3 separate regions of the Mus musculus genome follow, and all the other regions are linked to region 2. A link is a loop called in an ENCODE intact Hi-C map of the cell type or tissue named here. Cell type or tissue: heart. All regions are shown on one strand.

What was found. Hi-C counts contacts between places; a loop is a spot of excess contacts. Peaks named below come from ENCODE experiments on the same cell type or tissue, not always from the same donor. Only the 100,000 strongest peaks of a DNase experiment are listed, where the experiment ranks them.
Region 1: a loop joins it to region 2, with 3 times the contacts of the local background. A loop is called at or near these places in 5 of 42 quality-filtered maps.
Region 3: a loop joins it to region 2, with 4 times the contacts of the local background. A loop is called at or near these places in 25 of 42 quality-filtered maps.

Annotation. Positions count from the first base shown.
Region 1 is chr2:122,239,225-122,247,224 of GRCm38, forward strand. It overlaps Sord (sorbitol dehydrogenase), which reads left to right. Exons shown (of 9, transcript NM_146126.4): 2 at 7,258-7,291. Among named protein-coding and RNA genes, the nearest start is that of Sord, 8.4 kb to the left of the region's middle. In heart, a CTCF peak has its summit at 4,826 (motif pointing left); a DNase peak (open chromatin) is centred at 4,807; H3K27ac peaks cover 400 bases.
Region 2 is chr2:122,374,448-122,382,447 of GRCm38, forward strand. It overlaps Gm39918 (predicted gene, 39918), which reads left to right and starts at 386. Exons shown (of 3, transcript NR_166177.2): 1 at 386-458. It overlaps n-THgtg4 (a tRNA gene), which reads right to left and starts at 1,118; the gene lies at 1,047-1,118. n-THgtg3 (a tRNA gene) reads right to left here and starts at 2,987; the gene lies at 2,916-2,987. It overlaps n-THgtg5 (a tRNA gene), which reads left to right and starts at 3,521; the gene lies at 3,521-3,592. In heart, CTCF peaks have their summits at 4,285 and 6,742 (motif pointing right); DNase peaks (open chromatin) are centred at 1,174, 3,064, 6,464, 7,084 and 4 weaker places; H3K4me3 peaks cover 4,594 bases; H3K27ac peaks cover 2,954 bases.
Region 3 is chr2:122,463,933-122,471,932 of GRCm38, forward strand. It overlaps the pseudogene Bambi-ps1. Among named protein-coding and RNA genes, the nearest start is that of Slc28a2b, 17 kb to the right of the region's middle. In heart, CTCF peaks have their summits at 4,001 (motif pointing left) and 4,200; a DNase peak (open chromatin) is centred at 3,909; H3K4me3 peaks cover 1,347 bases; H3K27ac peaks cover 1,038 bases.

The DNA.
Region 1 (8,000 bases), 140 kb before region 2:
TGGTTGTGAGCCACCATGTGGTTGCTGGGATTTGAGCTCAGGACCTTTGGAAGAGTAGTCAGTGCTCTTACCTGCTGAACCATCTCACCAGCCCTTGATGATGTTTTTTAAAAAACAAGTCGCATCTCTAATAAAACACATCGACTTCACTGTTAAGCTTTGGACGAGAAGGAAGTTCTTGTCGTGATCACCTGTTGGGTCAAATGGTCCCAGACATCCTGTCCCTTTTCCTGGCTGGTGTTATCAACATCTGACAGAGCCAGGTACCTTGATAGCCATCAGTGAGAAGGTGGATTCAACCAGGGGGAAAACTTGAAGAGGGAAAGGGTACAGCTTAGTCCATAATTTAGTATGTCTGGGCTCAGTCTAAGCCTATGCCCCAGCTATGCACAAAGCCAAGGCAGGAAGGCTGAAAGGTCAAGGCCTTCAGAGCTACTCTGGGCTACAGTGTGAGACCAGCCTGGGGAGTTTAGTGAGTCCTTCTCTCAATAGTAAGAAAAGTCTAGAGATGTAATTTAGAGATAGGGTTACCATGGGCAAGGCCCTAAGTTCAATCCTCATTATTAAAAAGAAAGAAAAAGCATTGAATGAAGTCTTACCTGTCAGAGGCACTTCAGAGGAAAAATAGAATACCAAACTCATTTAGAAAACAAGGAACCGTCCAAAGAAATACTTCCTTTCTTTCTATCTAAATTATGTTTCTACAGCAAACAAAACCCAAAACAATGATAAGCCACTTCAGATTCAAAACAGCAACCCGGCTTCTCTATCAAATGCTTAAGAAAGTATTGCCTTTGTCTGGAAAGGTCCTGAGGCACAGAGCTGCTTCCCATCAAAGTAGAAGGAAGTACCAGTCTGATAAGGTTTTAATGTTCTGAGAAAATAACCCTATTCTGAGAAGAAAGGGGCTCATAGATTAGGGGAAATTCCTTTTCAAATATCCTATGACATATTAAGGAGGAAGAATATGTACATATGTATATATATAATGACATTGAATGTAGAGGTTTTCTCCAAACTATATATGTATGTATATGTGTATATGTGTGTGTATGTATATATATATATATCATTTCTAACCATAGGAAACTTGGTTAAGGTTTGCAGAGAGTTATCAGCCCAATATAAAAGAGCACAAATACTTATATAAAAATGTGCACAAGCCTTCTCCATTGCTACTAACAGGCATATTCTTGCTTACTATAAATACTATAAATAAGTATTATCTAATAAATTAGCATATGTTTTGATCTTGTGTTTTTAAAAATATTTATTTATTTATTTATTTATTTATTTATTTATTTATTTATTTATTAATTATATGTAAGTACACTGTAGCTGTCTTCAGACACTCCAGAAGAGGGCATTAGATTTCATTATGGATGGTTGTGAGCCACCATGTGGTTGCTGGGATTTGAATTCAGGACCTTTGGAAGAGCAGTCGGCGCTCTTAACCGCTGAGCCATCTCACCAGCCCTTGTTCTTTAATTTTTAATAGGAAGAACAACATTTATATTACTGATGAGAATTAAGTAGTTCTCTGTCCTGTATAGATGGTGATATTTTGGCTAGAAGGTGCAAATGCATTCTGGTCCCAGTTCCCCATGTTACCCCAGGGAAGGCTTCTAAAGAAAGGAATGCCTGAGCTGCCTAGGGCCTAGGCTGCAAAAGCCTGCTGAAAGCCAGGGACTGCCACTGACCTTTAACCCCAGCAAGTGGGAGGCAGGCAGAAACAGGCACATCTCTGGCAGTCTGAGGCCAGCCTAGTTCCAGTCAGGGTTATACAAAGAGACCTTGTCTCAAAAACAAACAAACAAACAAACAAATAAAAACAGCAATCTAGACTGCTGGATAGACCCATCTGGGTGTTTGCAGACTCTTCAATCCTAACACAGTCACACTTAAGTCTCCTTAGGAGTTAGGGTGTTTCGCTTCCCTTCTCTTGTGAGATCTTGGGGAGGAAGCGGGAGGAGGGGCCTTTGTGAGGATGAATAAGTGGGAAGTGTTTGGTGTGGCTGGAGGTGAGATTGGGGAATGGGGTCTCCATGTGAGATGAACAGGATTTTTCAGGGCTACTGAGGAATATAAACATTCGAATTTCAGCAGGATAGAGGCTGGATAGAACAAGGAGAGCCTGGGCAGAGGACCAGGTGAATGGGCTTGGGAGAACTTCAATCCTTTATTTTGACCGCCTCATATGCCAGGACCAAAGGCTAGAGCAAAGTCTCTTGCTTAATTGGAAAACCTTTGGCTTTTCCTCCCACTCTGAGAATTCAAGACAGATACATGGGAGTTAGGGAAAGATAAAGCAGGAAGAGAGTAACAATGGTGTCTACGCCACCTTAACGGGTCACAGGCAGGCTGACAGGTGGGAGCAAGTGGCAAAGACATCTGCTAAGAATCTGGGCACGCCAGGCAGTGGTGGCGCACGCCTTTAATCCCAGCACTTGGGAGGCAGAGGCTGGCGGATTTCTGAGTTCGAGGCCAGCCTGGTCTACAAAGTGAGTTCCAGGACAGCCAGGGCTACACAGAGAAACCCTGTCTCGAAAAACCAAAAAAAAAAAAAAAGAATCTGGGCACAGGCCACATTACCTTCCCTGCCTGTCCCTTTAAGGTATGGGGGTAGCTCCATCTCTATGGTATATGAAACAAGCCTAAATCATTGCTAGAGGCCTACTTGAGGACTTCCAAGTCCCATCCTTTTAAAGGACAAATTTCTTTCAAATTTACCATTGAAAAAAAGGGGAGTCTAATATTCCCCTACAACACTTTGAAGTACTTTGCCCTTTTCCGAAGGACAAGGCTGTCCAGAGCTGGTTAAACTGTTACTGGAACAGAACTTTGAGCTATTTCTTTTGTAATAAGAGCAAACATGTTTACTGTGAGTCGGCATTCTCTTTCATGATTATCCTCATGATACAAAAGAGGAAATCCAAGAGGTTATATAACATGCCCTAGGTACACAGCACGTTGAGGAGAGCCAGTTTTGTACATGGGCAGGCTATTCCAGAGCCTGACTTCTCTCAGCTCACCCAGGCCGGTTGGAGGAGGGACAATACTCCCGCCTAGACCAGAGGTTCTCAAACAGCGGTTTTTAACCCTTTCACAGAGGTTACATATCAGATACCCTGCATGTCAGATATTTACATTATGATTCATAACTAGAAAAATTAGTTATGAACTAACAATGAAAGTAATTGTATAATCAGGGGTCACCACAACACGAGGAACTGTATTAAAGGGTCGCAGCATTAGGAAGGTTGAGAACCACTGCTCTAGGCAAAATAGGTTGAGGGTGTGAACTCAAGTATACTAAAGGGAGCTGATGAAGAGACATTCAAACCACACAGAGACACACATACATATATATACATACATACATATACGTAAATACACATGCATATATGTAAATACACATATACACATACATATACATGCACATATATATGCACACACACACACACACACACACACACACACACTATTTGGATGGCAGAGACAGCTGAGGTGATCCGACCAGGGGCATCTTCCTGGAGATTGTCTGAGGCTACTGAGAGTGAGTGTGCTGAAGAGAGAAGGGTGGCTTTAGATGTGATTCAGATGTTTCTGACTCAAAAAAGGTTGTAGGATGCTGCTGTAACTAAAGAAGACTTAGAGCTCCTCTTTGCACTTCTGTGAATCATTCACAAGAAATCCTGCTTAGGAAACCTTGAATGTACCTGAAATGACAATCACCGAAAATAAAGTGAAGGGATAGGCTCTCAGAGGAACTAAGTAACTCTGTGTGTGTGTGTGTGTGTGTATGAGAGAGAGAGAGAGAGAGAGAGAGAGAGAGAGAGAGAGAGAGAGAGAGAGAGAGAGATATGCATGGGTGCATCCATGCATGCATGGGTACATTGGTCTGCCTGCCTGTTCTCACCATTTTTAGGCATCCATTCTACCCCTGAGCACAGCCCTCAGAACCCTGAGAGATGAGGAGATGAGGAAAGCTTAGGAAAGCATGTAGGAAATCTGAGATGGAAAAGGAGATTAGGTAAACAGGGCGGCCAACCACCACCACCTTTTGGTGTTCAGTGGTCTGTGGTAGCCTGGTAAAGCCGGGGCTGGGGACCCACACTGGTTCTTAGTATTTACAAGGTTAAGGCTTATTTGTTTTGAGACAATATTGCTGTCTACTTCAAGCTATCTTAAGATACTAGATCTTTCTGCCTCAGCTTCCTTAAAACTGGGGCTATAGGTATATGCTTACCAGCTGTGAGAACTTTTTTTTTTTTAGGTATAAACAGGGCAGTTCATATTTGTGTGTATGTGTGTGCATATGTGTCCCTGCAGTGGCCAGAAAGTGTTGGATCCTTTGGAGCTGGAGCTATAGGCATTTGTAAACAGCCTAACATGGATGCCAGAACCTGAACTCTGGTCCTGTGCAAGATCATCAAGCAGTTTCAACTGCTGAGCTGGCTCTCCAGTTACCAAGGGTTGATCTTAATAAGGTCTTGTGCCCAGTGGCATGCCCCCTGCAGAGAGAGGGAGGCAGAACTGAGCCACAGTTGAGTGAAGTCACCAAGAGGTAGGGAGAGGTTGTTGAGGACTCTAGCTCTGTTGCTTGCCTTGTATACACAAAGCCTTGGGCTCTTTCTCCAGCACCACAAAAATTTGGTGTCGTGGCACTCAGCTGTATCACCAGCATTTGGGAGGAGGGACAGCTTAAAGGTCACCTCTAGAGAGAGTGTGGGGAGAGAGGGGAGGGAAATGGTGGAAAGAATGAAGTGTTCAATGTCCTCTGCCACGCAACAGTAAACAGACTATCAGCATAGCACCCTCTGGTGTCCAGAAGAGTCACTGCACCTTTGTGTGTGATTCGGCAAGGGCAGCTTGCCCTGGCTGGAAGCAGAGATAGGAAGAATGTGGAGACATAAGTGCCTGGGGTTTGTCTGCTGAGACCATTAGTACGGAGGGTGGGTGAGGTTCCAAGTTAGAAACAAAACTGGTTCATTAGATTGCACCTTAGTTGAAGTTAAAATTGTATCTGCTATAACAGAAACATAAGTTTACATAACAATCTAGGGTGTTAGTTAATATCAAACATGGGACCTGAGACTTCTTTGAGAAAGATTTGGTGATAGCGGTTCTAAGGTGGTGATTTCTTTAAAAATGGATTTTTTTTCCTTCTTTAAATTACTGTGAAGGAAAAAACAAAAACAAAAACAAACAAACAAACAAGCAAAAAAACCTAACCACTCCCCCAAAGCAAAATGAAAAGTGCCTCAATTACTTTGAATGTTTTTTTCCCCCTCACCCAAGTCGGTGCCTCCTTCCTGGTCTCCAGTAGTGGTCATCCTCTGCTTAGCCCCTGCAGCTGCAGGGCAGGTTGTAACTATCTCAATTCTTCATTCTTAGGCTGTGGAGCCTCGGAAGCTGAAGTGATGGTGCCGGTAGAGCACCTAGCATGGGATAACCCAATGGACGCCATAGCTCTGTGCCTCTCAGCATTAGCACGTGAACTGGGTTTTCCCCTCTGGAGAAGTTTAATTAGCCCTGAACTTTTCCCCACAAGAGAGTCTGCTGGTCTGAAGTGAAAGCGTTTAGACCTTACGTGGACGCCTTTGGGGAAGGCTGCAGGCTTGGTTTGCAGCCAGGCACTGGATCTGCTGTTGAGCATGATAGTGTTGAGGCGGGTTTAGCCTAGCTGCTGTCAGTATGCATTGATGCTGTGAGGCTGCCTAGAGCAAGTGGCTTGAGCCAGGCCTGGGGCACGGGCTTTCTTTTTAAAACATATTTATTCACTCTGTGTGTGTGTGTGTGTGTGTGTGTGTGTGTGTGTGTGTGTGTGTGTATCTGAGAGAGAGAGAGAGAGAGAGAGAGAGAGAGAGAGAGAGAGAGAGAGAGAGAAGAAACATGGTATGTGGAGGACAACTTGTGAGTTGGCTCTCATCTTCTAGCATGTGGGTTCCAGGCATCAAACTCAGGTAATCAGGCTTGTCCCAAAGCCCCCCTTAACCTGCCAAACCATCTCACTGGCCAGGAAAGCTTTAATCAGAGACCCATCAGGGCACTCTGTATGGGGTCCACCTAGCAATCGCCTTACATGATTGACAGAAGAAAGGTCATTTCCTCAGGACTGCACCAGGTACAGTGGAAACTGGTATAGATGTCAGGTACAGCTGGGCTGAGCCCTGGTTAATCCTCTCTGTCTGGTGGCAGGATCTTGACCAAGTTTCCTACCACCCTAGCCTCAGGTTTCTTTCTCATCTGTAAGCTCTGGGCTGTGTAAGGCAGAGTTGGAAGTTTGATCTGGCCTACAGTAGCCATGGTAAACAATTTGTGTTGCCTTCTCCCTGATTCCTGTCTGCCCACAAAGAATCAGTAAACACTTGGGTCTGCTCACTCAGTTGTCCTTCCTCCTTGTCAACCCTGACTTAACCCTGGCCAGTTAACCACAGAGAAAAGGTTAGTAAACAAATTCTATTCTAATACTATCTGTGAACACCAGAATACCTCCGGTTGCTTTCTGCACTAAACTGCAGGGCCCTTGTGTTCCCAATGAGCTCCTAAACTCCCCATGGATGTTTTAGAAGGGAGGACTGGGTATACACCTGAGCTGAAGTAAAAGAACAGACTGGCAGTGTAGATAACCTCCTACCAGTCTAACAGAGCCCTTGGAAGCCCCAGCTTGCTACTCCCTTCTTTCCCGCAGGAGTACATCATAACAAACATCTGTATCTGAGAGCATGATTTCTAGGAGAAGCGGAAGGCAAGTCTAGAGACCCAGAGCAGCTCAGACAGCAGCTCTGCCAGGGATACATCTAGCACACTTTTTTCTCAGTCCTGGGCAAGTAGCACCAGAGAGGTGGTGGTGCGTTGAGTAACTAGAGCGGCTTCCGTCAGAATCTGATAGTTGAAAACGATTGTGGGGCGGCTGGCAGTTTTCCAGGGAGGGAACCCAGCTTCACAACCTTGTTCCATTCTGTGGCAGGTCACTAACTTCAGCTGTGTTCTCTATTGTGTTTGGAATGTATCGGGCATGACATTATCTGGGCTAATGGCTCTGTTTTGAGCAGGTTGGTGGCAAGCAGGCCAGGGTCTCTAGCCTGCCTGATGCGCTGCCCCTTCAGAGCTCACAGGTTGTAGGGTATGGTATGAACTTCTGTTCTGAGAAATAATTCAATGAACCTCCAGGAGAATATTTTATAAGTGAAAAAAATGTAAGGATAAGTTATTATGCAGACTAAACAACTTTCTCTGTTTTATTTATTTCAGGAGAACTACCCAATACCTGAGCTCGGCCCAAATGGTAGGTCCTGACATGACATTGTATCTGCTGGTGTTGGCCTTGGGGGCGTATGCATTGGTCCCTGCCCCTCTCCCTACTGCTGAGTGTGCTTACATCTGTCCATTGGTCACAGCTGTTTATTTGTCTACTGTTTGAAGTAAAAGAATCACAGATAGGAGGAGAAAAGCTAAGATACCAGACTGCCAAGTTGCCCTGGGCTTCTGACGTATGAATCATATGGACCAAAGGCAGAACCAACCTAACAACCCAGCACTGTGTCTACCAGATTAGATGCCAAATCATAATTCTCGTTCTAAAAATCTACAGAACTAAATCTCTTAGTTAGTAGAGGAACATTGTGTTAGCACACCCAAGAGGGCTAGACCACAACTATCTACCTGTCTAGTAGGGGTGGGAGGAGCTGCAGGAAGCTCTGTCTCTTCCTGTAATCCTGTTCATAATCTATAGAATCCCAGAGTGAGGCTAGGGGCAATGCACAGAGTCTTTGGTCCCTCGGGTCCCTGTCTTCTCCTTGGTGACCTGGGATGTTCTCATCCCTGTACCACACTTCAGCCCAGAAACACAGACTCTGGGCGAACGTCAGCTTGAAGGCAGCTTTCTTGGTAACTCCTGGGCTTTGCTCCTCAAAGGTCAGCTGCGTTGTTGACTTGCAGTGATAAGAGAAAAAAACAGCTGTTTCTATCAGTGTTTAGCAAGCAATGCAAATTTA
Region 2 (8,000 bases):
ATGTATGTATGTATGTATGTATGTATGTATATGCAAAATTCTAATGCAAATAAAGCAAAATAAATATTTTTAAAAGATCTTAAAAACAAAACCAAAAGCCTAAAACAATGAAAGCAATAAAAACAAAAGCCAGAGTAAAACCCGCAATAAAAAGGACTCAGTGAGTCCTGCCTGCATTGCACTTGTGTTTTTTTGTTTGTTTGTTTTTGTTTTTTAACTTTAGTGGCTTTGCTTCAATTATATCTTTCTTGGCAATAAGAGATGAGAATGGAGGGCTGTCAAGTAGACTGTCAAGACAATTTTCTCGTCTAGTCTCCAAATTTGGGTCTTAATGGATCATCGCTTTCTTCTGTTTTACCACACTAAACTGTCCCCAACTCGCAATAGATGGGCAGGAGGGACGGGAGGCGAGAGATGCAAGGAAGACAGGCCTCGAGATGGATGGAGATTCCCTCAGTGTGAGTACTTTTACCCACTTATATAAATCTGTCACCTGCCTCGTATTCTGTTCTCATATCATAATTTTTTGGGAGTTGGAGGTGTCGGTATGTTATGTAAGAGGAGGAATATCTTCACACGTATGGATACATAAGTATTTGTTGCACTAGGACTATCATGGCAAGATAATGGCACTGGAAAATGGCAATAATTGGTGGATGACGTGAAGAATGAGAAGAAACCTTTCTGTTAGACTTGGTCACACGCAGTCTGTAATTACAAACGAACGACCCGATTTTTAAAATTAAAAACGGAGGTGCGGGAAATCTCTACAAGGGCACAGGGACGCTGTTTTCGGTCGTGTTGAATGGCTTAGATAACGGTTTTTCAGAAGGAAGGGATTAGAAACTGTTCGATCTGAAGCCGTAGTTAGAGCGTTAAAGAATTCTTAGATGCGCGATCGTTAGAGTAGCTCAATTTTCAAAGTAAGAGGGAAAAAAAAAAAAAAAAACAAACCAAACCAGTGAATCTTGTAAAAAACATGGAAATTAAAAAAAAAAAAAAAAAAAAAAAGACTGGATCCCCTTGCCGTGCCATTGTTGCCACAATGCCGTGACTCGGATTCGAACCGAGGTTGCTGCGGCCACAACGCAGAGTACTAACCACTATACGATCACGGCGAGCTACCAGGGACCTGTAATATTGCTCTTCTGAATATGCTCTTCAATACTCATAGGCCTTCCCACTTCCTGCGTCACTAAATGACCCGTGTGCTGGGCGGGACTCCAACCTAGCAGAGCCTGCGATGCGCAGGCGCATTGAATTCTCGCCGCTAACTAGGCTTCACTTTGGTTCGGTAATCTGGGGCTTGCGAGAGATGTTGGAGGTGGCCGGAGACCTCCTGAGCATCCGGGGACCCGAGGTGACTGTCTTGGGGAAGCCGGTCTCCGGGGCCTGGACCCTTACCAGTGGACTCTGCAGAGTTCTCCTGCCTGCAGGGCCGTTCCCCAGTGGGTCTCCTGGCTGCAGATCCACCCCGCACCCTATATCAGCGACCGATGAGGACCTTTGCTGAGAGTGCGGCGGATGCCCTCGGTACTGAGTTAGCAGTTTGGACAGAACTCTATTGAATGCCGGTCAGCTTCGGCTTTCCGCCCCCATGACTTCTCTCTTCCTTGCAGCCTCTCCCACTTATCCCACATTTAGGATGGCTAAATCCTCTCTCCTTGATGCTCCCGCTCGGCTTTGCGCCCACTTCTGACCCCATTGGGCGGCAACTGGGACTCGGTCCGGTTTTCTTCTTGTCCATCAGCGCTCCCACCCACACGGCGCCTAGCCTGTGACGGCTTCCACAGAGAGGCAGTGATATTTGCTAAACCAAGAAGGTGCCAGTGGTTTCTCACAAGTGAGTTCAAAGTGGCCACTTTTTACTCTCCTCTGCAGAGCCACCAGAGATCTCGCAAAACACCAGCTAAATCCTTTCACTATTTCACGTCCCAGACTGCAGGACATCCGCCTGCTTTTCCCTCACGCGGCTTTCAGTGTCGTTTCCCGCCCCCAGCGACTGGCGCCCATTCACTCAACAGGTTCTTGAGGTTCTAGCTGTCAGCCGAGCCAGGCCCTAGAGCGCTGTGGGAGCGGGCAGGTCCTAAAAATGACCCAGGGAGAACACTTAGGAGAGGAATCACGACAGACAGAGCCTTTTAATGACTGTGTTCAACCCTTTGTACATTAAATTGCTGTTTGACAGATTCCCATTCTCCTTGTAAAAGCTATCTCAAATGTCACACCCTCTGCGGAGCTGCTGCTGCTTCTTCTTCTTCTTCTTCTTCTTCTTCTTCTTCTTCTTCTTCTTCTTCTTCTTCTTCTTCTTCTTCTTCTTCTTCTTCTTCTTCTTTTCTTCTTCTTCTTCTTCTTCTTCTTCTTCTTCTTCTTCTTCTTCTTCTTCTTCTTCTTCTTCTTCTTCTTCTTCCTTCTTCTTCTTCTTCTTCTTCTTCTTCTTCTTCTTCTTCTTCTTCTTCTTCTTCTTCTTCTTCTTCTTCTTCTTTCTTCTTCTTCTTCTTCTTCTTCTTCTTCTTCTTCTTCTTCTTCTTCTTCTTCTTCTTCTTCTTCTTCTTCTTCTTCTTCTTTTTTTAAATCACTTCGGCGTCTACGTTACTGCTTTGATGGAAATTTGTAAAAAGTATGTATAGGAGACTAAGAAAAACCAACGTATTTTTACAATATATATTGAAAACAGTTAGATATATACATTGCATTTTTCTGGCTGACGCAATTCTCTGTACTTCGGGTGCAAACACCATCCCTCTAACATACTGGAAGCTTTTGTGCGCCTGCAGTTTAATTTAGCCCGCGCTGGTATAAAACCCTAATTCTCAACAGGCAGTTTGAGATTAATTTTCTAGAATGTTAGCTAAGTATTAAAATCGAACAGAAGAATAAAATACAGCTCCCTTGCCGTGCCATTGTTGCCACAATGCCGTGACTCGGATTCGAACCGAGGTTGCTGCGGCCACAACGCAGAGTACTAACCACTATACGATCACGGCGAGCTACCGGGAACTTAAGGTCAGGACTCCTTCCTTGGTCTCTTCTGTGTTGGATGCCCCGCCCCTTTTGACGTCATCGGGTTGCTGGCATTTGTTTCTGCCTATCAACGGCGGGACTTATGAGTGTGCGCAGGCGCTTTGGTTTCCCTGGCTAGATCTGTGCGCTAGCGTAAAGAAGCCCTCCGCTTCGCAGCAGTGGTAACAGCGGCCGACTGGGCCTCTTTTTTTCCTTGTTTTTTTTATTTAATTTTTAATTTTAATTTTGAGTCTGTGTCTGATTCGGGACAGGCTGGCCTCTAACGTCCCGAGTTTTAGGTTCCTAGGCGCCACCACGCTGGGCTTGCCAAGCATTTTCATGGCTGTCTTTTTGTGGTGCGTTTCCAAGCCAAATAGAAACTCAAGAAGACTGTGGTCAATCGTTGTGGTTCGCTGGGGCCCCCCCAGTACATCAGCATAGGGATGGCAGGGGATGGATCGTCCCTGTCTCAAGAGTCGCACTGGTTACACAGCACAGTGTGGCGTTCCGGTAGCTCGCCGTGATCGTATAGTGGTTAGTACTCTGCGTTGTGGCCGCAGCAACCTCGGTTCGAATCCGAGTCACGGCATTGTGGCAACAATGGTACGGCAAGGGCGCCTTTTTAGTGAAGGCGTTGTAATGCCCGGGCTAATTCTCCTATGTCCCTGTTGCTCATGATGAAGGCATTATAATGCGTGGTTAATTCTCAAAAACACTATACTATGTCACGAGCGACTGACTTTACAGCTTGTTGGTTTAGTCACCTTACTTTTGTTAATATCTCTGCGTGGTACTTTCTATTTTCCTAATTCAACGGTTAATCACATTTTAGTCTTTTAAAAACCTTACAAGACTTAAGAGTTCATCACGGAGGGCATAGGAATTATAGGAACAATGCGAAAATTAGGGGTTAGAATTAAAATTAGGGTTAGGTAGGAAAACAAACCGAACCTTTTTTGGTTCAGATCATATGACAAATGAAAGATACTACCACACTGAAGGGACTAGTTTTTTGTGGTCACTGTGGCGTGCTAAGATAGCCTCGTGGGTGCTGGTGTTTTTCTCCTCTTCCCAGTCTACCTCACATTAAAGCAAATTATCACGTTGTTTTGTGTGCTCTTAAAAAAAACCCTCAAGCTCCACAAATTCGGGTCTATTATTCGGCATTAGGCCAAATGGAAGTGAATTTTCCACCTAGCTCTTGAATGCTTACTTGATGGTGGCTGTGTGGTTGTCAAGAAAGGACCCAGAGAAGAATGAAGTTCTCCAGCTCCTCCTAGGGGCTCTGGGATGGCAAAGCAAGTCAGGAAACATTCCTGGGAAAGATAGGTGTTGTAATGTCTTTCACCCATAATCCATCAGAACAGCTTACTGAACAGTGTAGAAAATCAAGACTTCATTGCAGCCCCACCCCCTAAGTCCCTAAACAAACAAAAGACAACAAAAACCACCCTCGCAGGCTGTAATTTCCCTGGGTCTCCTGGCATTTTAGGAGATTTGGTGAGTTTAAAGCCACATAACAGGACAGCTTGCGCCTTACAAGTGTTGCTGAACAAAATATAGTAGGTGAATGTGAAAACCCATTGGGCTTTGTGTGAACAGTCATGTATCTAGGCAGTATCACCAAACCCAGCAGACTAGTCACCAGGACTGTGGCAGCTGTTCCTGGGCTGGCCTTGCTAGCCCTGTTCCCATGAGCTGCACCCACACCAGGGCTTGGGAGAGATGCAAGCATTCCCTCCTGAGGGAGACATAAACCAGGTCGACCTCCCTCTCTAAGGTCCCAGTAACAAAGAAAGTACAGTTCTGTCAGAGGTCCCTCAGGAACTAGAAGGTTGTTGGGTTTATTTATAGAGTCTGAGTGAGGGGTTACTGACAGGTGACCATAAAGTGGCCACATTAGAAAGTCTTCACCCAGCAAGATGACTTCTTCCTGAAGTCACATAGAGGGAGTCCCCTTCAGTCAACCTCCCCCAGCATGTAAACTGTCTCTGGAGACCCGAGGTCACATGAAATTAGAGCAGAATGGCATGCAGGTGCCCAGGAAGAGTGACTGGGGTCTTAGGGAGAGTCCTGTGACCAACAGCAACCATCCACTGGCTCAGTCATGATGGCTGCTTCCAACCAGGCACAACTGACCTGGTCAAGACAGTTGCTCTTTTGCTTGGATGACGAAGGAGGAAGGAACAGTCACTCTGATATTATTTAGGGTGCAGCAAGCGGTCCATTTTATGTGTTAATTAAGTCAAAGGCAGGAAAAGTTTGAAAGTGAAGCAAAGCCAAGGTTTATTCAAAGTGGACAATTTCATAGAGTTAAAAAAGAAAAGGAAAGGAAAGGAAAGGAAAGGAAAGGAAAGGAAAGGAAAGGAAAGGAAAGGAAAGGAAAGGAAAGGAAAGGAAAGGAAAGGAAAGTTCCTCCGGGCAGGCAACTTGTCAATCTAGCAGCCCAGAGGAGGAGAATGTCGAGAGAAAGAGTGAAAGGGAAAAGCCATTTAAGTAAAGCCAGAAAGGAAGGGTGCATCAGAGAAAGAGTAAGGAAGCCCAGTTACTATAGTGGAAAAGCACATATAGGCTCTGGAAGCAGAGAAATAGCCAAGAAAGAACCAAAAGGAAATATTTACAGCTTTTAAAACCAGGACTCATTAAGGTGGGCAGACCCAGCAGGATCTCATAGCAGCTTGTAGGAACTGTACCAGGAACAGACATTCCGGGAAGCCAAAGTATAGCATTTTGTTAAAGAGATAATTGTTCCATTTGTCTCTTTAGCATGGTTTAAGGTGAGCCTTCCTAGGGGTGGTCCCTTGGCAAGATGATTGACAAACTGTCTTAGCTTCTGGGTAGCTGGAGTTGTTAGATCTCCATTCACGTGAGAGCTTTCATCCTGTTGACAGAACTAGGCTGTTCTGTTGCTGTGTCAACTCTCTACGAACACAGTAAAACAGTCAAGAAAACACAGCTCAGAAACACCTGGTATCTGAGATACCCCACTGGTCACCCATATCTACGGCCAAGAATGCAGAGGAAGCTAAGGAAATGTAGCATGACCCAGATGCTGCAGGGTCTGGCAGTGGGGTTGGGTGGGGTGGAGTGCAGGAGGATGCTCAGGTTGACAGCTGCCCTTCTGGACAGGAATATTGTCACTCTGGAGATGGGACAACCTAGCCTCTACTAAGGAACTCTGCTTGTTTTCCTTGCTCTGATTTCTGGGCGTCAGATCAGGCTGATCTAGTGACTTGCCTGCCCATTAGACTTGCCTTCAGGGAAGAGGGACCATTGCTGTTGACAAGCCCCTGAGTTCTTGGCTTGGCTTGTACACCTTACTGTGTTGTTTTCTGTTCAGACTCCTGGGCAAGATTGGTGGGATTCATTTCTTCTGCTTATCTGGGCTGATGAGGCTTCTGGGCTGGCAATGGTGAGAGCCAGAGCCCCCGAGAGCCTGGCCTGGGATGACGTCACCATGACCCAGTTGGCACACTCAGCGGCCAATCGACACCCTCCTTCCCTGCTCTCACCTTAAAACTGTTTTGTTTTGTTCGCTTTTGTTTGTGTTTTATGCTATAAATGTTGTCACTAGACACCACCTTTTCTAGGTTGGAGTGCCCGTAAAGAAGCAGGCGGTGTTAAGAGTTCCTTCAGCGGACATCCCAGCTCCAGCAGTCTCCATTTTGGTTAGATTTCTCCAGGTTTCCCATCAGCTCTTAACTTTTTTTTTTCCAGCAGCGACCTTTAACTCCACTAGGAGGCGCTCTATCCCAAGCGGTTGACTTGGGAAGCAGAAACTAGGGGAGTCAATTAATTTGGGAGACACATCTGACCTAGTTGAGGCATCCCTCTGGCTTCTCCAGAAGTTCCACACTCAAGTTCTTCCTCTCCACTCCCTTTTCTTCTTCCCCTCCGTCCATCATTCATCAAACAAGACTCATTTTGCTCTTAAAATACTGAGTATGGAGGACTACAAAGCTGCGGACGAAGCATTTGGTCCAGAGTGGTTGATTTTCCAGCTGCATTTGTCACCTGACATAAGCTCAGGTCAAGGGCACACACGCCCGCGTCAGCTGGTCTCTTGTTTCTAGATCTTTCCACACTCATAAGAGGGCTCGAGGAGTTCCTGTGGGACTTGACTCCTGTCCCAAGACCTGAAACTTTTTCCTGAGTCCGGAAGATAGATAGCAGGGAGTGGTTTCCAGACATTATTCTAGAAGTGACCAATTGGAAGAAGCTTTCTGTCATAGAGTAAGTAAAAGGTCAATGTGGTAAAACGACATTAAGATTTCATGTCTCTCCAGTCAGAATGGCGGCTCTCAGGATCATTAATGACAACCATTGCTGGTGTGTGTGACACGAGGGGAGCTCCTACACACTGTTGTGGGGTTTGTAGATAGTGCAGCCACTTTGTAAAGCAGACACCTGGAAGTGTCTCAGAGGACGACAACCTGGACTGCCACATGACCCAGCGACACCACTCCTGGGCGCACACCCAGTGGGTTTCACATCCTACCACAGATGTGTGCAAATCCATGCTTGGTGCAATAGCCAGGAAATGGAATCAACTGAGATGTCGGTCCACAGATGGATGGTTGAGAAAACGGTGCCTCTGATACATACATATCCCACTGATACTAGTGGGAGCACTAGTCAGCTCTGAAGAAAAACAAAATAATGAAATTTGCAGCAACTGCAAGAACCTGTACAGAGTAAGGGAACTCAGGTCCCAAAGGACAAAGTCACATGCTCTCTCGTATTTGTGGATCCTAGCGTCAAGTCTTTTGTGTGTTTAACCTGGAGCACAGTGGAAGCCAGGAAGGGGCATTTGGGGGGCACATTAGGGGAGGGTGGTAAATTATAGGTAAATGAAAGGAGAGAGGCAGAAAGTAGATGGTACAAAGGGTCAGGGAGCTGGGGCCTGGGCAGCTAAGCGCTGTGGAAGTCTGCTACCTCACAGTCGAAACATAGAGGGCTAGCGGAAAATGTGTGGGAGGAAATGAGGGCTGAGGGTT
Region 3 (8,000 bases), 89 kb after region 2:
GTCGGGTGCTCTTACCCACTGAGCCATCTCACCAGCCCAATTTTTTTTTAAGAGTAAATTTTTGTCTCTATCTCAAGGTTGGCCTCTGTGGCAGTCATTGCCAGATTAGCCATGACTGTAAGAATTTTCCCCACGTGTTTGGAGAACGAAACAAAACAAAATACAGCAAAATGTAAAACAAGTTAAAACAAGTTAAGTTTGCCTATTCATGTCAGATAGTCTATGGATGAATAGGTGGTGTTCAAAACCCTCAGAGACCTACGGAAGATGTCATTAAAGGATGTTTTATTATTTTAAGGATTTTTGGGTATGAGACATGTCACCTCCATACATCACCTCCACTTCTACCTCAGAGAAGATGATGAACATCAGAGACTCCTTATGTTTGCTTCAAATCGGGCAGGCTGCCAGGAGGCAAAATTGTTCCTTGATTCAACCACTGACAAAATGCTGTCCACCATGGACAAACATGGACAAAAAATGGACAAAATGAAGGAAATATCCTTCATTCAATGAGGAATTCAAATCTGAGTCATGTTGCCATGGAAAGCTAATCTTTGCCTTGTGTTTATGAAGTACTCAGCTCCGTAGACATGTTTACCTCTCTTGAGGGAACAGCAGCTCCTGACAAGAAGAAATAGGATTTCAGCCAAAATCTCAGGTCTCTATGCTCATTAAAAAATGCTTCAGCTGGACATGGTGGCACACGCCTTTAATCCCAGCACTCGGGAGGCAGAGGCAGAGGCAGGCAGATTTCTGAGTTCGAAGCCAGCTTGGTCTACAAAGTGAGTTCCAGGACAGCCAGGGCTACACAGAGAAACCCTGTCTCAAAAAAACCAAAAAAAAAAAAAAAAAAAAAAAAAAAAAAAAAAAAAAAAAAAAAAAAAAAAAAACCAAAACACACACACAAAAAAACCAAACCAAAAAACAAAACAAAACAAAACAAAACAAAAAAAAGAGTAGATTCAATAATCTACCTCTTTCCCCTATTATTTCTATATTATTCCTATCTCTTCCTTTCTTTCTCTTCAACCCTTTTTTCCCTCCATAAGAAAGAAGTGATAGAGAAAAGAAAAGGAAACAGAGAAGTCCCTGAGTCTAATTTTCTATACCTTGTTTTCTCCTTAATCAAGACCATTGGATAACTTGCAGCCAACCCCCGTAAATAACAATAACCATCCATAACCCATTGAATGAACATAAAACCATCTACCCCACCTTTTGTGAAATGGGCTGTCATTCTTTTAAGACTGCTTCCTATTGATTTTGGATATAGTTTTTCCTTTTTGGGGCCCCAGAAAAAATTGGTTCTTTTGCTCTGAAAACACATCAACTCTCACAAGTAATATATGTTTTTCCATTAACATATGTATTGAATGTCTAGTGTGCACAGACCAGTTAAAGGTGATTCTTTGTTCTTTGTTTGAGCAAGTAAAAGACATCTGACTTCCTTAAGTTAGTTTGGATTGTATAAGTGAACTATAATATAAATCTCCATCCAAACCATGTGAAAGGATGGCATGTAATAATATGTTAGGAGGACTTTGTAGCCAATAATATTTATTAGCTATTGTCTTAGGGTTTTTACTGCTGTGAACAGACATCATGAGCAAAGCAACTCTTATAAACACAATATTTAATTGTGGCTGGCTTACAAGTTCAGAGGTTCAGTCCATTATCATCAAGGAGGGAGCATGGCAGCATCCAGGCAGGCATGGCACAGGAGGAGCTGAGAGTTCTACTTCTTCATCTGAAGGTTGCTAGGAGAAGACTGGCTTCTAGTCAGCTAGGAGGAGGGTTTTAAATCCTATGCCCACAGTGACACACTTTCTCCAAAAAGGCCACACCTTCTCCAACAGGGCCACACCTCCAAATAGTGACACTCCCTGGGCCAAGCACATTCAAACCACTATAGCTAAATATAGATTTTTAAGTCTCAGCCAGTCTCAGAGATGTAGAAGCAACAAGGTACATATTATCTGCCTTGTTGATCTTGTTAATTTCTTTCTTCCTGTCTATAGTCAAGATCTTCAGGAGTCTCTCCCTGTCATATCAGATTTTTATCAATTTGGATCAAATCCACAGGTTTTTTTTTTTCTGTAGAAACATATATAAAGCCTTTCCCCTAGCTAATAATTTCCTTCCCTGTATTCAGATATAATGACATTCTTAGTATATACAGGCCGATTAAGCTCAGCAGGCTTTTCCATAGTACAATGTTTCTTAGCAGCTGTTGTTTTTTGTTCATTAGCATCAAGACATTTAAAGTCAATAATGCACTGTGTAATCTATCTGTATGTACTCTGGGAATCTTTGTTACCCATTTCTGTTTGTTAAGAATCTCTTTTAAAGTACAATTGGATCTCTCTATAACTGCTTGTCCTGTAAAAAACTGAGGTACACCCATAGTTAGCTTTATATTATAATATGCAAAAGTTGTTCCATTTTTCCAGAGACATATGCTATCGCATTGTCAGTCATGATTTGTATAGATATCTCCATAATTGCTATAGATGTTAATAAATTATAATGGCAGAATCAGTCTTTTCAGAACACAAAGCAGTTGCTCATTAAAATACTGAATATGTGTCTATAGTATGATAAACATATTACAGTTTACCAAACTCTATAAAATGAAACACATCCAATTGCCAATTTTCATTTCTTTTTTTATTAGATATTTTCTTCATTTACATTTCAAATGCTATCCCGAAAGTCCCCTCTACCATCCCCCCCTCCTGCTCCCCAACCCATCCACTAATGCTTCTTGGCCCTGGCATTCCCCTGTACTGGGGCATATGATCTTCGCAGGACCAAGGGCCTCTCCTCTCATTGATAGCCAACTAGGCCATCCTCTGCTACATATGCAACTAGAGACACAGTTCTGGGGGGTACTGGTTATTTCATATTGTTGTTCCTCCTTGGGTACTTTCTCTAGTTGATTACACTGGTGATCTCTTCAAATTTAAGCTTTGTATCTCAGATCTAGGAAAGCCACCGCGGTGAAAGCTGTAGTGCAAACAGGACAGCATCTGCTGCCACCGATCCTGCAGTCTCTTGTTCTTACTTTGAAGCACTCGCAAGGCCAACAAAACAGTAAGGCAGCAGCACAAGATCAGTCCGCCAGCGATCACAGCTGCGCCAAACCACAGTTCTTTGAAGGAAGTCAGCTCCTGCATCCTAGTGATGAGTTTTCTGCTGCTGTCATGCTGATACTGGTTTCCTTGTCCTGAGGCTTCGCTCTTGGGAGGAGAGAGGACTTCATGCAGTCCTCGGGAATTGCACATGTTTTCGTGACAGCATTCCAAAGTGGGCATGGCAGGGCCAGAGTGGTTTAGGGCCTGCTTGTCTTCGCAGATGTCTGTGCTGTGCTTGCATGTAAGTCCAGACAGCTGTGGATGAGTGGGGAATTGGTGTCCTGAGGATCGAGATGTCTGGAGAAGCAAGCACTAAGCTCAGACTTACACATATAACCTGTTGCCACACAGCGAGCATCATCATAGTAGCATCTGATCTCTCCTGTGGTGAGCAGCACAGCCTTGGTGCAGAGCTCCAGCTGCAGCCAGATGAAGAAGGATCTGGAGTGATGTCCATTGATGTCTCGCGCTCCCTTCGATCCTGGAGCCAGGCGCGGCTTCACTATGACCTCCGGGCGCGCCGCACTTGAGCCCGGGCGCTGTCATTGTCGGGGCGAGGGCCTGAGCATTGAGCGGAACTAAGACTACCGAGGACCCATTCCGGGTCCCTCGCGCGCGCTCCCCGGCCGTCGTCCTCTTGCTCTGCCAGCCAGTGCAAAAGACAGGAACAGGAGAGGGGAATTGGAGCCGAGAGGGGTAAATAGCGCCAGGGCCCGGCTCTATGCCCCACCTCCACTCTCCGATTGGCCGACGCCTCTAGCCCTGGGGCCCAGCAGCAGGGGGCGGGGCCAGACGCGGGCTGAGACCGACCCGCTGACCCGCTCCCGCTGGCTCCTACCTGGGTTGGGCACTGTCGACTCCCCCTAGCGGACGCCTGCGCGAGCAGCCGCAGATGCGCCGCAGAGCCCAGCCCAGAGTTGTGTGACCCTCACTGCTCAGTCTCTGGTCAGCGGCCTCCAGCACGTGGCTTCGCTTTTGTCCCACCTGAAACCCCACCACCACCACCACCACCACGACGGACCAATGGGCTTGGGGTCTGCCCGCGCGCGTGGCCGATGAGAAGTAGGGTGCACATAGCCAAGAAGGGGCTGCTGGCTCTCTGCTGGCTCCCTAGGGCTCATCCAACCTGAGCCAGCTGCCTTGCGACCAGTATCCTCAACATTTTTTTTAATTAGGTATTTTCCTCGTTTACATTTTCAATGCAATCTCAAAAGTCCCCCCTCAACATTTTTTATGTTTAGATTTTATCACATTGAACTCCTCTTCTCTCTCTCTCTCTCTCTCTCTCTCTCTCTCTCTCTCTCTCTCTCTCTCTCTCTCTCTCTCTCTCTCTCTCTCTCTCTCTCTCTCTCTGTGTGTGTGTGTGTGTGTGTGTGTACATGCAGCACAGAGCACATTTTAAGGACAGAGAACAACCTGAAAGACTTCCATGTGCTTCCTACTGTTTGAACTCAGGTCATCTGTATGCTGGCAAATGCCTTTTCCACTGAAACATTTTCCCGCCCACCTGTATTTATCACGTAAAGAAATGTCTTTATTTTAAAATTTATATTTATATGTTGGCTTAAAAATTTAAAAGCCTAATTTAATAATGGTTTTTAAATGTTTTAACCTCCTCTGTAGCCCACCTCCATCTTAGGTAGTAGAGAAGAAATGTTATTAGTATATAGGGGAAGTGTACCTGTTTAGAAATCGTTCTTTGGAGCAAATCTAATGTGCTTTGTCAGGAAATCAGCAGTTTAGTTTGCAGGAATCAGAAGTGGCAGCTTGATCCACTTGCAAAATCCTTTACAAATATACTGGTAGTCTAGTTCAGTGGTGCTGGGTTAGTAAACGCAAATCGGCAGCAGTGACACAGCCTACTATAAACAGGACTCCACTGAATAGGCACGAGTCAGGAGAAGCAATTAGGACCGGCAGGGACAACAGGAAAAGTTCTTAGCACTCAACAAAGTGAAGATCAGCAAAGACAAAGACCCAAGACCAAGAAGTGTTGCAAAGCTAGCTATGCGAGCCCACCATCACTGTCTATTGAATCCTATATATACTCTCTCAAAATATCAAGTGTCTTCCCATGGGTCGTGCTTCACCACACGAGTCTGTCTTAGTAAAACCCTAAGTGAGTCTGTATCAGCTGACATCACTCTACCAATCAGTCCAAGTCCTCAGAAGTGGCAAGAAGCCTCCAGAACCTCATGAGAAGTTCTTTGGCAAGTTTTTTCCTATGCATTACCACAAATGGAACTCAGCGACACAACGTAAGGCAAACGAATACAAGTGTGTCCTTAGTGAAAAATCTTTTATCACTTGTCTTTTCATGTATTTGCTTTAGCAAAACATCCTTTCACCTGTGTCTGCCTTAGCAAAAACATTCATGTGTCTGCCTTAGCAAAACATCCTTTCACCTGTGTCTACTTCAGAAAAACATCCTTGGACATAACTGACTTTACAAAACCCCAAAAGTTTCCACTCCCTATGTGGGTATGTCTGTGTGAGTATGCCCATGTGTGGTGAGGGGGAGGATTTCAGATCCACTGGAGCTGGGGTTACAGGTGAGTGTAAGCACATTGATGTGGATGCTAAGGACTGGATTCTGATCTTCAAGAGCAGAAAGTACTCTTAGTCACTGAGCCATCTCTCTAGACCCCTGTTTTACATTTAGTATATCAGACATTAAGTGTTGTAAATGTATTGTATCATATTCAGGGTATGTGACACCAAGACACTAAATGTTCCCTAAGCAACTTTGCCACATATTATGGAAGAAAAGAAATAATGTGCTTATGGTTTTATGTGAGACAGTTATATCATGCTAGGCAGAATTATGACTTTGCTATTGTTCTCATTTGGGAATTAAGCATGACATAAAGACAGGTGAGTGGGTATCAATTTGACAAGGGGCAGGTTTCTAACGGTTAATATTGGGTGTCAACTTGATTGGATATGGAATCAACATTTTTTTTTAAAGGCAAGAAGCTAGGCACACCTGTGAGGAATTTTCTTGTCTGGATTATTTGAAGAGGGAAGACACATTTTTAATGTTGACATCCCCTTCTAGTGGCATCCCAGATATAAGGAAGCAGGAAGAAGGGCGCTGGGAAGACTGTTCAGTGGTCAAGAGTACTGCCTGTCTTCCAAATGACCTAAGTTCTGTTCCCAGATCCCACATCACTGCTCACAACCATTTATAATTCCAGTTCCAGAGGGATCTGACACCGGTGGCTTTTGTGGGAACCAGACACATACACATCTTTTAGTGAGGCTTTTTTTTTTTTTTTTTTTTTTTTTGGTTTTTTGAGACAGGGTTTCTCTGTGTAGCCCTGGCTGTCCTGGAACTCACTTTGTAGACCAGGCTGGCCTCGAACTCAGAAATCCGCCTGCCTCTGCCTCCCGAGTGCTGGGATTAAAGGCGTGCGCCACCACGCCCAGCCCTTTAGTGAGTTTTATTTCCAAGTAGTGGTTACTATGTTTTCCAGTTTGATGGGGAGAAGGTTTGTGTAATCTAAGTCCAATGGGCAGTCCTTGGTTCATAGCCCCAAAGTTAATTTTATGATTCATAGTCATATGCATCTGACCCAACTTCCCATCTCAACTGATCAGGGAGAAGAAAGTTTGTGCCACCATTTGAGGACTCAGAAGATGCAAGGTAATGGTTCCCATCACATCTCCTACAGGCCTGTGCAAAAGACACAGACAACATAGAGGAAGACCGCTGTTTACCACAAACTTAATTAAGCATGGCCTTTAATTGCCACTGCTGTACCAGATGTGGCTTCTTTTTCTCAGTAGAAAAGCATAATCCTGGCACTGGGTATGAAAACATTGACCTAGCAAGTGCTTTTTTTTTTCTTGGTACTTTTTTACTTCAAGGGTTTGTAGTGGCTGGTTTTGAGCGTCAACTTGACACAGGCTGGAGTTATCATGGAGAAAGGAGCTTCAGTTGGGGAAGTGCCTCCACGAGATCCAGCTGTGGGGCATTTTCTCAATTATTGATCAAGGTGGGAGGCCTTGTGGGTGGTACCATTTCTGGGCTGGTAGTCTTGGTTCTATAAGAGAGCAGGCTGAGCAAGCCAGGAAAAGCAAGCCAGTAACATCCCTCATGGCTTCTGCATCAGCTCCTGAGTCCTGACCTGCTTGAGTTCCAGTCCTGCCTTTCTTTGGTGATGAACAGCAGTGTGGAAGTATAAACTGAATAAATCCTTTCTTCCCCAATTTGCTTCCTGGTCAACTTGTTTGTGCAGGAATAGAAACCCTAAGACAGGGTTCACTAAATCTCTAGGCTACTAATGTCCTTAGTTTGCAATAATCTTGATCACTAGTATTTTCCACAGTGCTCACAGTGGTCCATTTTATTGAAGATATTAGAACTATTGGACCAAGAGAGCAGGGAGTAGACCTCACTTTGGACTTCTTGATAAAGTAAATGTCTACCAGATGATGGGAAAGAACATGGAAAAAAATGCAAGGATTTTTTACATCAGTGAAATTTCTTGGAGCCCAGGGGTGTGGGGCAGGGAGAGGTATTCCTTAGAAGGTGAATGGTAAGTTGTTACATTTGGCCCTTCCCACCACCTAGAAATAAAAGCATGCTGCCTACTGGCTCTATTTGGATTTGGAGCCAGTCTGTTCTTAAGTTGGTTGTGTTACTCCAGCATATACTTCAAGTGTCTCAAAAGACTACTTGTTTTGGATAGTTTCTTGGAATAAGAGAAGGTTTTTTCACAGGTCCAGGTTGCTGTGCAGGCTGCTAGGCCAATTGTGCTGCATGACTAGCAGACCTGATGGTACTTGAGGTATCACTGGCACATAGGGATGCTTTCTGAAGTTTTTGGCAGGTCCCTGAAAGTGAATCCCAATGGAGGC